2 separate regions of the Homo sapiens genome follow, and region 2 is linked to region 1. The links are chromatin contacts, found by Hi-C in ENCODE. All regions are on one chromosome and are shown on one strand. The core of a region is the stretch at or near the end of the contact, and the rest is flanking DNA. Distances in the headings are between cores, read along the strand shown. Region 1 has its middle 310 kb from the start of ESRRG. Region 2 has its middle 360 kb from the start of GPATCH2.

Region 1 (2,720 bases), core at 150-2,649:
CTGAAATCCAGACTGGCCACATTTCATGTGCTCAATAGTCACTGCATGTGGCCAGTGGCCACCACATTGGACAACACAACCCTGGAACATGTTTATAATGTAAAATTTGACAAATGCTCAGCCCATCTCCTTTAGTTTATTGACATATCAGTGAGCAAAGAAAAAAATAACAATGAAGACCTTAGAACTGGGAGAAGGCTTAGAGATCTTGTCTAACACTTTATTTTGTAAATGAGGAAGCTGGGGATCAGAAAGGCTAAGCGGTATGCTCAAGGTCACACAGCTAGGCTAGCAGCAGACCTCATACTATAACTCAGATTTCTAGACCTGCCAGTGGCCTTCCCACCACACTGTGAAGTTTTTCATAGTTAAACCTAAAAGGTAAAGTGGGATTAATGATTTTCTACCTGGGAGTCATAGGAAAATGGTTGAGTTTCGGGTAATGGTGGTCTGTTTATCCCATGCGTGGCTCAGTGTCTGGTTCTACTTATGGTCTGCTGCAAATCTGTGAAAGGTCTGGTTGGGAAGAGGGCTGTTATCTATGGCCACAGAGAAGAGTGAAGGGACAGGGAGGCTTGTGGTTTGATCACTTGGTTTATGGTCATGTCCATGAGAGAGAGAGACAAAGAGAAAGAAAAAGAGAAAGAGAAAGGGAAAGGGAGAGAAAGAATCTCTGTGTAGGCACTGCCTCCGCACCACCTTATTCTTTCTTTGACATGGTCAGCATCCCAGTAGAAGGTGGAATCTAGGGCTGTAGTACAGTGTGCTAGTGAGGATACCCAGCTTCGGTTTTTCTCTTTTCCCTGCCTGGGAAATGCCTGTCCCTGTGCTAAAGGGAGGGCTAAGCTGAGTAAATATTAGTTGTGTCATCAAAGCAAATGGAAGAAAGAGCGTTTCATTGCTTTATAAGTAACCTCAAACCCGCGCCTTTCCTTAGCCATTCCTTTCTTTTTGGTCAGCTGCGTTTTTATTTTTTGGACCTGACTCCTTTTCTTTTCACTTAAGGGAGTTGCAGACCAGCTAAAGAATGTTATGAATAGGAAAGGCCTGTAGTGCATTTAGCTTGGGAAAATATCCCCTAGAATAGATTGTTTCTGAGTCAAGTGTATAAATATTCTGGCTCAAGACTATACCCTTTTTCTTAATGAATTGGTCTGGCGGTAGTTAAAGCCAAGTGTGGTCTAGCAGAGTGCTCCAGAGAGAAAATTGAATGGACACAGAGCCCAGTCATAGTTTTCAACTTTATATAATGCGTTTCGCAACATATTAGAAAATTAACTTTATGACAACTGGCAGGACCTGTTGTGTAAGTCAGTCCATTTGGAAGCAGTTCAGTGTCTTTTCCTGCTTCACCTGGGCCTCCCTACTTAGTGAATTTTGAACACACAAACAGCAGCCGTGGGCCTGCTCAGTTTCCTGGTGAGTCATTCAAGTTTTTCTTCCCTTACGGTCGGTTTCTGAGCTAGTGAGTATAAAAAAAGGAATTTTTCATGGACTACTTTAAAAAACGACTGCTAATCAATTTTTCTTATTATTTTATGCCCTCTGCTTTTACACTACCCCCACCAGCTGGTTAATCATGCAAAAGCTGAACACTTCATTAGCTAGTACATGTTCGCCCATGGGCATTTCTGTAGTAAATTAGTTCTTTCTATTTATACAGGTAAGTCATGGCCAAAAGTCTTATAAGATGCCAAAGGTAAGGGTTAGAATTAATTTCTTCTTTTTTTTTTTTAAGTTTTTCAGAGAGCTCATTTTAAACTCTGAGCTGTAATGGTACACAATTACTTTTGAATTAAAGATAAATTAAAGATAAAGAGGGGTCCAGTGTTGTAGCATAGAGATGGCTAACATAGCTTTTGGTGCAATGCTTGCATTTCAGAAAGCAGGGGCATAAGGTGCAATACTTAGTATTTTTTCAAGGTAGGGCCTAGAAAACAATTGGGAAGAGGCTTTTTCAATGCAAGTACAAGGCAGGATAGAGGCTAGACAGAGCCATCAATGAATTCTGTGCTAGGGTTGGTGCCAGATGCCCATGTAATTAGGCATATAACCCATGCACAAACCTATGAACTACCTGTGTATTTTTTGCTATCTTGTGAAAACTTCCTGGAATTTGAAAATATTCTTTGCCAATTTTATTTTGTCAGAAAAACTACTTGTGTAATTGGAAGGAAATAGTGATGGTGGACTCCTAAAATGTGCTATTCCCAAAGACATAAAATTGAACCCAGAAATTTCTCTCACCCCTCTCCTGGGAGAAATTATTTTCACTAGGGGCTCTGCAATTTTGCAAATTCACCTAACAGGAAAAGCTCAGGCCCCTCTGAACTTGGCATCAAATATCTTGACATGTCTGTCCTCCAAAGCAGTATTGGACTTCTGTATTTACCAGCCACAATTCTTTGTAGGTATGAGGAGAGTTGCTGTCTCCAATGTGGGTTCTCTCAGTCTTTCCATTTTCTGTAGAGCCTTTTCAGCAGGAGCATCTTCTGGCAACACCTACTCTAGTTGTTCCTTGCATGTTTTAAGTCCTTCCAGGTCTATACATGGAGAGGTAATGGAGATAGAGGCTGAATTAATTTCTTCCATAAAGCTGAAGTAAGATGCTATTCTGTAAGACCGATATCCCTTTGTAGGTTATAATGAGAATGTACATGCACTGTGGAGGTGATGGGGTGGGGGCGTGTATAGAAATTCTAGACATGGGATCCAGAGGG
Region 2 (2,720 bases), core at 165-2,664, 250 kb before region 1:
ATTGCCTCCCATTTTGTATAGAATCTTCCATGTGCTCTTCTACATTTCCAAGGAATGATGGCAATAATCCAAATAAAAGGAATGAAGTACATAGGTTATATTGACAATTTAGAAAGTTAGAAGCTATTTAAATTGTAGGGAACTATAAAAAATATCCAAATAAGGGAGTCTTCATTAATATGTATCTCTGTGTTACTGATTGTTGTTTTACTGAAATACACCTTAATCTCTAGCCCAATAAAGCAGGAGTTAGACCAGTGATTCCTTTCTACTTTTTAGCAAGATCTTCCCACCCTGGTTTGAGGAGTACAATGAGGGTAAAGGATTAAAACAAATATTAGTTCATAGTGAGAAACCTGATGGGAAACTTTAGTTCTCTGAAACAGATTGTTTCTCATAATACCCAAGACAAGGTATCTGAAAATGAGTCTGGCTGGTGGGCCTATTTATAAAGTAGAACTTTTGATAAAAATGTATCTTGCAGCACATCTGGTTTGATTTAGCAAAGTCCACAGAAACAGTGCATTTGCCTTAGCAGCTTCATCTCTAGGGATTTGAGCAAAATGAATTATCCATGAATATTATCTAGACATAAATAATACAATGTTCTTGCCTTTATTAGCTACCTAAATCAGTAGTCATGAGCATTTATTTTTGATGTGTCATGTTACTTTTCTGATGAGTCATGTTACATTACATACTCTTTGGCAGGGAAGAGGCGTGTCATTTTGCTAAAATGAGTTGCAGCCGGACATTGAAACAACCCACAAAATAAAGTACCTCGTCAGAAAAATCACCTAATCAATAGTCCTAAAATATCAAACAGCTATGATGAAAAGTACAGAATGTTCACACTGTAAGCGAGCAAACAGTTCTCATCCTGTATACTTTTTACTCTGCAGTCTCTCCAATGAGCTGAAAAGGAAAGCCAAGTTTTCAGTTCCTAACACTCTCTTCCAATATATCACTCTATTTTAAAACAATAAATCACCTCCCTTTGCTCAAATGCTAAACAGCATATCATACTGACAAGAACCTGGCTTAGAGTCAGAAAAACTTAAGTTTTGAAACCTAGACGAGCCATTTACTAAATCCGTGACTTCAGCCAAGTTAGTTGAGTTCCCCCAGCTTCTCTATCTCATATGGAAAACTTTTTGGAGTTATCATGTGTTTTGAAAGATGTAACAGAAACAAAATGCCTAGCATAATGTTTGTGGAGTCAATGAATTAGTGGGGGCTACCCTGGTACTGGTTTCTTGCTACCCTGCCTTGTATAGATACATGAGCAGGATGCCTCTCTTCATGTGTCGTGATTATTCAATTCAATCAACAATCTGTTTCCCTTTTCAGAATATCCGTCATGAAACTGTGTGAAAAAGTGGCACAGGCCATAAACTATGAGTCAGAAACTACTAATCCTGTATGTTCAGAAATCAGTCATTTGATCTCTCTGGAATCCCATTTTCTCTACAGTATGTGGGAATTGAAATTCATTCTTAAGTTTCCTCCCAGCTCTGACTTGCTATAATATTATGATTTGAACTCTCAAGACAGACAAAACCAGATCAAAGATACTTTGGGTCCCTGATATTTCCTTTAAATAATAATATAAGCTGGTTATTTTCTAGTTTGTGAACCAGGCCTATTTGATGAAAGAATCTCATAGTCAGAAAGAAACTTATCTAGTGACATGCAGTCCAGGCCCACAAGAAGGGTATAAGTGAGTGGTCAAAGAGAAAATTATGTCAGATTTAATTGTGACTTCCTATCAGTGTAGAGAATCTCCTAGATATGTTGAAAAAGAAAACAAGTTCTTTTGTAGACAAAATGAAATTGAAATTATTTATAATGATGGCTAATAGATCTTTGTGACAAAAGTTTGATGATATTAACATGAAATGCTACAAATTAATGCTAACAGTAGGATGCTATCATATTACCATTATAATAGGTCTTTATAATAAATCGATATAATAAATAGGTAAATCATAGATATTTGATAGCATCAACTGTATTCAATATTCAGTATATTCTATGACTGACATATACACAAAACACAGTGTTTATTCTTTAAGGTAAAGCATTTCACACAAAAAGTGAACATTGATTTCCACTGAGTGAAGACTTTGCCTTTAAGAGGGATCACATTTTCTGAAACATTAGATTACACAATGTTGGGAACCATGAGGGAAAATGCTGCACTATTTAAAAGCTGTGTGGGTGGTAGACTTTAGTTTCCTGAGAAATTGGAGGACCTATTTCAGTTTCAGCATTCTGGGGAGGTGATGACTTGCTAATGGGTACTTACAGTCTTGGTAATAATGTGTGTAGTGGCACATGGGAAGCCTACTTTTATCTGTAAAATAAAAGGTAGTAAGAGTATCTATTTTATAGGATTGCTATGAGGATTAAAAAAGATATAGTTTTGCATATAGTAAGTACTCAATAAATGTAAGTTATTATTAGTAGTAATTATAACATACTACCAAGGAGTACTTGGAAGTGTCCTAGAAATCGAAGTTGCCAAAAGATCTCACATCCAGTTTAAATATGATATCTTCAACCGTATTAGTGGTTTTTTTTTCGTAGATACTAAACTAAAGCGATAAAGCAGTCTGTACCATGAGAATATTCTGTGTGTACTTTAGAGTTAAGAGCATTCTCAATGGAATGTAAGCTCTGGCATTTCCTTTTTTGAGAACTCATAGATTGGAAAGGGC

What was found. A loop is a pair of places that touch in the nucleus more often than their neighbours do. Pooled maps may share reads with other maps.
Region 2: a loop to region 1 is called in a map of PC-3, with 5 times the contacts of the local background. The contact joins two enhancer-like sites. A Hi-C loop is called at or near these places in 2 of 168 maps with a recorded cell type or tissue (PC-3 and ascending aorta) and 5 of 50 pooled maps.

What each region holds. Positions count from the first base shown.
Region 1 is chr1:217,028,075-217,030,794 of GRCh38, reverse strand. It overlaps a transcript of ESRRG not described here. Among named protein-coding and RNA genes, the nearest start is that of ESRRG, 310 kb to the right of the region's middle. Within about 2 kb of position 1,399, at least 9 of the 41 ENCODE cell types and tissues checked have a DNase peak (open chromatin) inside an H3K27ac peak, as active enhancers do; they include PC-3, where a contact is called at or near this core.
Region 2 is chr1:217,274,110-217,276,829 of GRCh38, reverse strand. No RefSeq gene overlaps it. Among named protein-coding and RNA genes, the nearest start is that of GPATCH2, 360 kb to the left of the region's middle. Within about 2 kb of position 1,414, at least 2 of the 41 ENCODE cell types and tissues checked have a DNase peak (open chromatin) inside an H3K27ac peak, as active enhancers do; they include PC-3, where a contact is called at or near this core.